Linked DNA regions of Homo sapiens: region 1 is linked to region 2. Evidence: chromatin loops called from intact Hi-C (ENCODE). Cell type or tissue: heart left ventricle. All regions are shown on one strand. Links, peaks and the distances in the headings refer to the core of each region. The heading gives the core; the rest is flanking DNA. Region 1 has its middle 98 kb from the start of IFFO2. Region 2 overlaps IFFO2 (intermediate filament family orphan 2).

Region 1 (5,324 bases), core at 1-5,000, 100 kb after region 2:
CACTGCTACTGGGGAGTTGCTGCTTCCAGTCCCTCTCAGTAGACAAGGCCATGGGGACCCCTAACCCCCACATCATTCAAGGGTCAACTGTACATATAGACTGTACATATGTCCACACACACTCACATATGTGTATATGTATAGTAAATATCTAATATACACATTTGCATGTGTATATGTTTGTATTTATTGCTCTCTTATATTGAAAACCCTGGCCAGGTGCGGTGGCTCATGCCTGTAATCCCAGCACTTTGGGTGGCCAAGGTGAGCGGATCACAAGGTCAGGAGCTCAAGACCAACCCGACCAACATGGTGAAACCCCGTCTCTACTAAAAATACAAAAATTAGCCAGGCGTGGTGGCGTGCGCCTGTAGTCCCAGCTACTCAGGAGGCTGAGGTAGGAGAATCGCTGGAACCCAGGAGGCAGAGGTTGCAGAGAGCCGAGATTGCGCCATTGCACTCCAGCCTGGGTGACAGAGTGAGATTCCATCTCAAAAAAAAAAAAAAAGAAAGAAAGAAAAAGAAAACCCTGAGTTCACACTGATATTTCAAATTCCAGTCCAACAGCACGGGGCTCCTTTGCGTTTTCTCCCTCTCCATATGTGTAACTCCGGCTCTGATGTGACATTCCAGCAGCTCTGATGTGACATTCCAGCAGCTCCAATGTGACATTCCAGCGGCTCTGATGTGACATTCCAGCGGCTCTGATGTGACATTCCAGCGGCTCTGATGTGACATTCCAGCTTCCTTTATGCTTCACGTATTTAATTTACCAATTCCCTCAATAGCCCCTTCTCCATACACACACACACGTGCAGGGACACCCTCAACTCGGGCTTGGCCCTCCACGCCAGACCTCCTCCCCACCGGGTCACCTTCCATTCGTTGCCAGAGCTCAGGCATCCTCTGTGGGCCACTCCCCCACCTATGTGGACACCTTTCTAACCCCTCCATGGGTGACCTTCTCCCCAGCTCAGGCCCTGACCCCCCGACCAGCCACTGTCCCCACTCAGACATGATCCTCGCCAGAGCTACCAAATGGCAAAGCTAAGATGCAAACCCAGGTGTGTCTGCTCCACACCCTGAGCTTTTTTTTTTTTTTTTTTTTATGGAGTCTCACTCTGTTGCCCATGCTGGAGTGCAGTGGTGTAATCTCAGCTCACTGCAACCTCCGCAATTTAAGCGATTCTCCTGCCTCAGCCTCCTGAGTAGCTGGGATTATAGGCACACATCATCATGCCCAGCTAATTTTTTGTATTTTTAGTAGAGATGGGTTTCGCTGTGTTGGCCAGGCTGGTCTCGAACTCCTGACCTCAAATGGTCCACCCGCCTCAGCCTCCCAAAGTGCTGAGATTACGGGTATGAGCCACTGAGCCCGGCTGCCCTAAGCTCTTGATCGCCATGTTCTCTAAAACTGAGAATGAGCCCATTTTGTCTGCCAAGTGATTTTTTCCCAGCAGGAACATCAAGGGAATCAAGGGAGTTCTCAGCCTCAGCCTGGACTGATTCCCCTTGAGGGTGAAGGAAGGCACCCCCGCCTCTAGATCTTCCTTCCGCAGGGCTGCAGACCAGCCCCCAGCCCTCCTGCCGGCTCCTGGCCTCAGCAGGGCCCTCGTGCCTCCCTGATGGGGAACTCAGGAATTGGGAGGGATCCACCCGCCTATGGCAGGTGATAAAAACAGCTTGTCATGTTCACAGCGCTCTACAGTTTGCAAAGCCCTTGGTAGAGGTGCTGGGTCCTCACAACAGTCCTCCCAGGGCCAGATGAGTAAACACACTTTACAGTCAGTGAAACAGAGGCTCACAGTGGGGAAGAGACTTCATCCAAGTCCATATCATACAGCCCCTGGAGTCAGAGCTGAAAGCTCATCCAAGACAGACCGAGCCAGGCTCCACCCTTCACACACCCCTTCTGCCACCCCGCACCCTCTGCTTCCCTCTTTGGGGGATGGCTTAGCTCTGAAAGGCTCCTATCTCCCCTGAACCTCTCCTAAGGACGCTCAGGTGTGTGGCTCTGGACCATGTGGGACCAGGTGGTTCCTTCCCTGCCCTTCAGCACTCACAGTCTGAAGCAGACATCCTGCGGGGGGCAGTTTGGTGCCCACACCCTCTCCTCCTAGAAGCCCGGCCACCCTCCCCTTTAACTGGGACCAGCAAACTAGGGGGTGAGTCTGCGTTGTGGGGGGTTAACTCATTTGTTTCACTGTCCCAGTGTCCCATTAGCACCCAGGTCAGACATCCTCTCTCAAACAGGTGGGCTCAGCCCATCCGAGTCTCACGAGAGACACCCAGCCCCAGCATAGGACAAGACCCCCAAGGTCAGCAGGAACTGGTGCCAGGGCCCGCCCGAGGGTAAGGGCGGCTCCCCAAGCCCAGCATTTGCAGCTCTTCTCAGGACTCATGGCAGGCGGGGCTGGCCGGGAAGGAAGGCAGGCACCCTCATTAGCCCCACACGTGTACCACGTGGACCGGGCCCCTGAGCCACACAGCACTGCCTCGTGGGAGCCCCAGGGAAGCTGGGCTCTGCAGCTGGAGCAACTCCACTGGTCCAGGGGAGAGGCACCTGCAGTGAGTCAGCCGAGCTGAGCTCAGCACAGAACTCCTTACCCGGCCCCGCCAGGGACGCCACTCCCCACAGTGGGAACAGCCTTTGTGCCCCCCAGATTCCACAGAAGGGGAACTGAGTCTTGGCTCTGCCAGGTATGTGGTGCCTCCCAAGGCAGCAGACCAGTGCCCATGAGGAGGGACTGCTGGGTGTTTCTGAAGCCTCTGCCCACCCCAGAAAACTATAGGGTCCCCCACCCTCCCCAGTGCATTCTTGAGGTTCGCAGCCCCTCTCCCCCAGGACAGAGGACAAGTCATGGGCAGCTGAGAGGCGACTGGGGACAGGACCTTGGCTTTGAGAGCCCTCTGTGGCCATGGTAAAGGCGGGGCAATGCACAAAGCGCCTTCTGCTGGAGGGTGGGCACACGTGAGCCAAGGGGCAGAGAACCACCTGGAAGGGTGAGGGGCTTGTGGAGAGGTCCCTGGGGGCGCTGGCCAGCTCAACACCTGCTCACCATGCTCCCCTCGTTACTCCCCATGTTGGGGCCTCAGCTTCCCCACCTGCAAAAGGCGTCTGTTGTTTCGGATCAGTGGTTTCTATGTTGTTCTCCAGGGAGCCTGGGAATTCTGCAAAAGCACCTCTGTGGCCCCTCTTGGGGGAGCGAGTGAGACAATGTCCCCAGGGCTGGACCTTGAGCAGCTCCGGGGGTGAGGCTTGGGAGGGGCTTCCGTTTAAGGAAATAACAGGATGTGAAAATTGAGAGGAGCCCAGGAGCCCCTCAGCGCTGCCGTTCCCTCCTCCCTTCCACTAACCTCTTTCAACAACCAGACGGCGCAGACCTGCTGTCCACAGGGTACTAGTCGGGCACTGGGGCATCTTCAGACATGACAGTCATGTGGTCCCCGCCCAGGATCATTGGGAAGGTATTGTGAACAGGTAGGGATAAGCCCAGGACCAGGAGATGGGGCTGGGGACAGAAATGAGTTGATACCTGCCTCGGTTTCCCTAAAGTGCATGTCCTCAAAAGGTCAAAGATATAACGAACCGTGAGGCTGCCGAGAGAAAAATCCTCAAGGTTATATCTACTTCAATACCAGGGCTACAAGGAAAACAGTTTTTTGTTCTATCCTTGGGGATCTCAGGTCACCAGGATCTGATACTTAAAGGATAATTACTCCTCAAAAAGCCACAATTAGAACTACCATAAGATCCAGCAATCCCACTGCTGGGTATATATCCAAAGGATATGAAATCGATGTATCAAAGAGACAGCTGCACCCCATGTTCATGAGCACTGTTCACAACAGCTGAGAGACGGCATCAATCTGTGTCCGCAGATGAAAGAATGGATAAAGAAAATGTGGGCCACATTCACAACAGGAGACTATTCAGCCTCAAAAAAAGAAGGAAATCCTGTCATTAGCCACAGCGTGGCTGAACCTGAAGGACATTATGTTAAGCAAAATAAGCCAGACACAGAGAGACAAATACCACATGATCTCACTTATATGTAGAATCTACAAAAGTCGCACTCACAGAAGCAGTGAGCAGAACGGTAGTCGTCATGGGCTGGGGGTGGAGGGCTGGGGAGATGTTGGTCAAAGGACACAAAATTTCAGTTAGACAGGAGGAACCAGGTCAAAAGATCTCACGTATCACATGGTGACTCTGGTGAATAGCAATGTATTGTCTTCTTGAAAATTACTAAAAGACACTCGGGAGGCTGAGGCAGGAGGATTGCTTGCACCCAGGAGTTTGAGACCAGCCTGGGCAACAAAGTGAGAGCTCATCTCTACAAAAACATCAAAAAAGTTAGCCGTGTATGGTGGCACGTGCCTGCGGTCCCAGCTACTCAGGAGGCTGAGGCAGGAGGATCACTTGAGTCTATAGTGAGCTGTGATGGTGCCACTGCCCTCCAGCCTGGGCAACAGAGCAAGACCCTCTCCCCCGCCATCCAAACAAAAAAAAAAAAAGAAAAGAAAGAACATTTCTAAGAGATTAGATTTTAAGTGTTTTCAACCAGAAAAAAAAAAATAAGCCTGTGAGATAATGCATAATTAGCTTGATTGAACCATTCCACAATGTAATCAAAATATCATGCTGCGCACCATCAATATGTACGATTTTTAATGGTAAATTAAAAAGAGAGAAAGAGGCTGGGCTTGGTGGTGCATGCGTACACTCTGGAAGGCTGAGGCAGGAAGATTACTTGAACCCAGGAGTTCGAGACCCGCCTAGGCAACATAGTAACCCCATCTCCACAAAAAATTTAAAAATTAGCCAGGTGTGGTGGCGCATGCCTGTAGTCTCAGCTACTTGGGAGGCTGGGACGGGAGGATCTCTTGAGCCCAGGAGGTTGAGGCTGCAGTGAGCCTTGATCATGCCACTGCACTCCAGCCTACGGGCAACAGAGCAAAACCCTGTCTCAAAAAGAGAGAGAGGCCGGGCGCAGTGGCTCATGCCTGTAATCCCAGCACTTTGGGAGGCCAAGGCGGGTGGATCACCGGAGGTCAGGAGTTCGAGACCAGCCTGGCCAACATGAGGAAACCCCATCTCTACTAAAAATACAAAAATTAGCTGGGCATGGTGGTACGTGCCTGTAATCCCAGCTACTAGGGGGGCTGAGGCAGGAGAATCGCTTGAACCCGGGAGGCAGAGGTTGCAGTGAGCCAAGATTGAGCCACTGCACTCCAGCCTGGGTGAGAGAGCGAGACTCTGTCTCCAAAAAAAAAAAAAGAGAGAGAGAGAAAGAGATCGTTATACTCAAACTGGAGAGGGT
Region 2 (5,365 bases), core at 176-5,175:
CAACTTCCCTGTTCCCTGGCAAAGTTCACAGCACTGACTGAAAGCAAAAGCTAGGGATACTCCAGCCCAGGGCGGAGGCGAGCTCCCAAACAGCCACCAGAATGCCCGAGGCCCTCTGCTGCTGGTGATCCGTGGATGAGAACCTCGGGCTGGCTGTGCCCTGAGGACACTCAGGGGCCGGGCAAGATAAATGGAGCATTAATTGAGAGCCTGAGATCCACAGCCTGCCCCAGCTTTGCTAGGCAACATTTCACAGAAATGAAAACTGAGGCTCACAGCAGGAAAGCGGCTTGCAATGGGCATGGCCCTTTCTGGGTACAGCACAGGATAAAGGTTGGATCTGGAGCCTGACTTCCAAGTTACTTCTCCTCTCTGAGCCTCGGTTTCCATCCTGCAGTGCCACCACCGGGTTTAAATGAGACCGCGTGGAAATCACCAGACGGGTCATAATATGTGTTCCCTGTTCCCCAACTCCTCCCCTGCCAGCCCTGCCAGCCCCCATTGAGACCTTCTCCAAAGAGCAGGGGCCTGGACAGGCCTGCTACAGTGGCCCGGGAGCCTCATCTGCCTGCTACTGCCAGTGATTCATTTGCTTCTCAAGAAATAATTTCTGTAAAGTGACAGCAGGGAGTCTTCCCAGCGCAGCAGCCGCCTCCTATTCTGCCACCCGCCATGGCAATATTGTGACAGGTGCTGGGGAGACCCCGTGCCTCCTGCCTGCCTCCTCACCCTGAGCCAGCCTTTGGCAACCTCCAGGGGCATGGGACAAGGCCACCTCCTGGGAGGAGCACTGACCTTGGGGTCCAGAGACCCAGACGGACTCGTGGCGAGATCTGGGACAGAAGTCTTCACCTCTCTGAACCTCTCATTTGTAAAATGAGCATAATCACTTCCCACTGCTTGGGACTGCTCCCATAATTATCACATATTTAAAGAAGTCATCACTGCACCTAGCACAAAGTAGGTGCTCAATAAACGGAAGCATTAAGCCATATTGATTTATTTTCAAATCCTTTTGCAAAATGTTTTCCTACTGCACTGTTTTAATTGACTTTTACCTCAACCCTGGGAAGCAGAACTCGTAAGAAACCACACCCCCATTGTACAGAGCGACAAACTGAGGTGCAAGAGATTAAATGGCATGCACAGAGTTGTGCTACATTACGGAGAGAACGTAGTCTTCATAGGGTTGCTGGGCAAGCCCACCTTCCCACTGTCCCCATTCCCACGTGGGCATAGTGAAGCTCAGACCACATCGCAGGCAAACCCAGACCAGGACCTGGGCTCCACGGACCCTCCAGAGAACCAGGCATTGCCATTTGCCAGGTTTACTGTTGGGTGAAAACTACCCTCTCTTGTACCAGGTCTAGAATGAGAAACCACATCCTGCTCAGGAAGCCAAGCACCCGGTGCCCAGTGTGGGTGGGAGGACACTCCCCTCGTGGGCAGGCGGCGGCAACATCACAAACCTTCAGCAGTCTCCCATCTGGCCTGGAATTTTCTAAACACCTCACAGTCTGGCAATGCTCAAAGGGCTGTGCAACTCACAGATGCTGCCAGCAAAGGGCACGGGACACCCTCTCCCAGTTTCCAGCTTGGTTCTCAACCTCTGCCCACCCCACAGGGCCAGCACAGATCTGCCTCTGTAGGGCACCCACTCTCTGCCCTGTGAAATCATTCTGAACTTGACTGTTTACACGCCCTGTGCTGTAGCTAGGCGAGCCTGTCTACTTCTTCCACAACCTCCGGACACAGAGCTTAGCATCCCTGTTTTACAGATGAAGAAACTGAGGCTCGAGAGGCAGTGACTAGCCCAAGCTCACTCGGCTTTTAACTCCTGCCCTGGGGCCCCAGCACCCTGCACTGCCAGGCTTGGGGGTTCATTCAAACTTTGAACTTTGGCCCAGGCCTTCTGATTCCAAGTGCAGGCCCTCCCCTCCACAAACAGCCGAATCCCTGGACGTGGTCTGTGTTGTCCGTCTTCTGTCCCATCCTCCTGGAGGCCTACTAGCTCACAGCAGCCAGACACAGAGGCCTCCCTGCTGCATGAGTATTTACTCAGCATGGACCTTGGCCAGGTCCTGGCTGGGATCTGCCAGTGGGAGACGAAGCCAGAGTTGGAGCCGGCCCCCACAGAGCTTCCAGTCGATGCAGGGGCAGACACATGCCAGGTAGTTACAACTCCGGGTGTGGGGGGCTGTGATCGGGAGGTGGTGGGTGCTTAGGACCGCCTGACAGCAGAAAGTCAGGAAAAAGCAACACATCCCTAATCCTGAGCACAGGGACATGACAGGGCTGCCTCCTTCCCGTCCCGGGCCTTCAGCCATCCGCGACATAGGAAATAAATGGAATGCCAGCCGGCCTTCACCTCTCAATGCGATCAAAAGCCAGGACTGCAAATGCAAAGCCCACAGCCTCCGGTGTCACTGACACATGGCACAGTTTAAATCAATTCTCCTGGAAGGCAACGCATCTCGTTGCAGCAAAGGGCGTGTTCAAATTCCGGGTCTACCCTTCTGTGTCCTTCAAACACGGTCATGTGTGGGGACGTGGGCCACAGGACTGAACGGAGAGTCTGGTGTGTGCATCTGCATGTGTATGTGAATGTGTGTGTGTGCACGTACATGTGTGTGAGTGTGAGTGTGCATACACGTGGGGGGAAGGGGGACCCGGGGACCCGCATCCGGTCTCGTTTGCCAAGGCAAAGCCCCGCCTCGCATTCCTCTGAGAAGGAATCTTCAGCGTCAGCTGTCTCCCTGCTTCCTTTTCTTTTCTGGGACCTCATTCCCCTCCCTCTAGCTTGAGGCTCTGAGAATCGCTCCCAAATTTGTCCCCAGTGAGAATGCCAACCCAGCCAAGGGATTCTGTAATATAGTTCTCAAGGGACCCGAGGCGCTAGATGGAGGGGTTTGTGTGTTTCTCTTAAAGGAAGTTGGGAGAAAGGGCTGGGGGATGGCGAGAGATTTCCGGAGGCACAAATCAACTGCTAAGAGTAGGTCAAACAGCCTTCTTAGATGCCGGACAAAGAAGCAGCCGTTCTCCCTCCACCCCCAACACCATCTCTGGCGCCTCCATGGGACAGAGAGAGCGGCGACATGCCCTGAAATGGACTTGTTAGGCAGTCAGGGCCATGCTGAGAAATCCTTGTAAATTAAAGGAACAGACTTTGCCAGGGGAAGGGGGCTGGGCTGGGGTGGAGGTAGGTATGCCCAAAATCTGCCAAGCCCCAGGTACCTTAACACCAGACCTCATTTGTTCCTTCTCAATCCCTGGGAGAGCAACAAGATGATCCCTCTTTTACAGAGGACGAAGCGGGGAGCTCCACGGGCAGCTCAGAGAGGCCAAGCCACTTGCCCATGTTCACACAGACAGTGGCAGAGCCAGGATGCAAAACCCTTTTCCACCATCGAAGGCTGCCTCACTGGAAAATCAGAAATAAAGAATCCGTATCGGTGCCAGCTTCAGAAATAACGAAAGTGTCAATGGGAGTGGCAGGGAACAAAGCCCTCAGCTTTCTATTCCAGGGCAGCCTTCGGGCTTCGGGACATTCAGGGGCCAGCACCCACCTGCTTGAGGGCCCCCCTGGGGTGTGACGGGAATGGGCGGGGGACACTCCAGCTGACCCACCCACCATCCCTTTTTGGAGTCCTCCATTCCAGCCGACAGCCCAGCCCCTTCCGGCTCACAGTCAGAAATAGCTGTGACAAAAGTCCCTCCCATCCCAGAAAGTGGCTTTTTAAAAAAATGTTTAAAACAGACATACAAAAAGGTGGAAAGAACATAACAAAGCCTCGACTGCTGGCGGATGATGCGGGCATCATGTCGAGGCGGGGAGGCCAGCTCTGCACGGCAGATGGAAGGTCTGTCCAGCTCAGCACTGAGGGCCAGCCCCCCTCTGGGCCTTGGTTTCCCCACCTTTAAAATGAAAGTACTCAGCTGAATCAGCGGTTTCTTTCTTTTTAAAACAGCAGAACCCTTTTTAAAATGGAATACTTTTTGGACAGTCTGGGAGTCAGAGAGGCATGGAGCTATGGTGGGCAACATGGGTCAAATCTCAGGTACTCAGCCTCCCACTGTCCCCCGAGTCTCCCAAGGCGCCCTGCTATGGACTCCAGGGCTCTAAAAAGCCCACCTGAAAGCCACCAGGCTGAATGATCACAGTGGTCTCTCCAGGCTCCCAAACCACCCTCCAATCACCCCAGGCACCAGGAAAAAAAGAAACCTAGCCTCCAGGCTGACTTCAACTGGGGGGCGCATACAGTCAGCCACTCGCACGGGAGGGAACCAGGCCAGCCAGCTGCAAATCACACTAGGCCTGAGGGGGCCAGGATGGCTGGACAGGCTTCTGGACAGGGACACCAGGCCCCCAAAAGAGTCGCCCTGTCTGATAGGCAGCTAGGCCAGCACTACTAGCGCCGGGCAACTTCCTCTACCAGCCCAGGGCAACTTCCCCTACCAGTCCATGGCAACTTTGTGACAGCTGCCAGGCTGGAGGGACCTTTTTCTTGACAGCCTTAAAGATTTCCTGCATCCTTCCTTGGAGCCAATGAAGACAGGGGAAACGGTTGAACCGGTTAAGCCTGGGGATGGGATGGCCAGCGCTGCCTATGCCTGGAGCCTGGACCCTAGTTATCTGGGGCAGAGATAGGAGAGGGAAGGGGAAGCCCAGAACAGAGAAAGGCTTCAGCGAACACAGTGTGGTCTCCAGAGGCAGAAAGATCAGCCACAACACGGGCCTCTTGGAGTCACTGACCTAAAGTAGAGAGCAAGCTGAGAGAGATCACCCACAGGAACTCCTGCATGTAAAGGTGGAGGAGCTGAGGCCCAGAGAGGGCAGCGGTTGGCCAGAGGTCACACAGCACCTAGTGGCAGAGCTGGACCTAAAGTCCAGGTCTCCTGGATGCCAACTCAGGGAACTCTCCACTGTTGAGTTCAGATAAACTCAGTGGGAAACTCCAGGGAAAAGCCCCCAGCTTGCAAAGTCAGAACAAGATATTTTAGTGGCCCTGGGTGGTGACAGAGTAGAGATGTTTGTTTTGGTTTCCAAATCAACGCTTGACAACCTCGTCCTCATTGCGGCTTCAGCGACCACATTTCCCACGTGGTAAAGACCTGGTTGGGCCAAGGGAAAACCAAAGCAGTGGTGACTGGGGCCAGGACCCAGGCACCCCAGGCCAGGGGCTCTGGTTTGGGTTGGTGTTTCCAAAGCACAGTTTGTGGACCACTGATGGCACATGAGATGATGCTCGGTGGTATACAGTTGACGTTTTAAATTTAAAATACATTGAATACCTGGGTGGATTCATAAACACAATATGGTCTATACTACAGAGGAATATTTTTAGCTATAAAAAGGAACAGCCTA

Evidence for each region. Peaks named below come from ENCODE experiments on the same cell type or tissue, not always from the same donor. Only the 100,000 strongest peaks of a DNase experiment are listed, where the experiment ranks them.
Region 1: it touches region 2 in a loop (2.3-fold over the local background); 3 of 110 quality-filtered maps call a loop at or near these places.

The regions. Positions count from the first base shown.
Region 1 is chr1:19,051,962-19,057,285 of GRCh38, forward strand. No RefSeq gene overlaps it. Among named protein-coding and RNA genes, the nearest start is that of IFFO2, 98 kb to the left of the region's middle. In heart left ventricle, for the core only: no CTCF peak of the experiment used is centred there; no DNase peak of the experiment used is centred there; H3K27me3 peaks cover 2,962 bases.
Region 2 is chr1:18,947,175-18,952,539 of GRCh38, forward strand. The region is part of intron 1 of IFFO2 (intermediate filament family orphan 2); the gene reads right to left. Among named protein-coding and RNA genes, the nearest start is that of IFFO2, 6.8 kb to the right of the region's middle. RefSeq lists enhancers at 3,007-3,926, 3,048-3,177, 4,308-4,437, 4,468-4,607, 4,808-4,857 and 1 more. In heart left ventricle, for the core only: a CTCF peak has its summit at 3,062; DNase peaks (open chromatin) are centred at 2,077, 3,626 and 4,400; H3K4me3 peaks cover 2,291 bases; H3K27ac peaks cover 3,521 bases.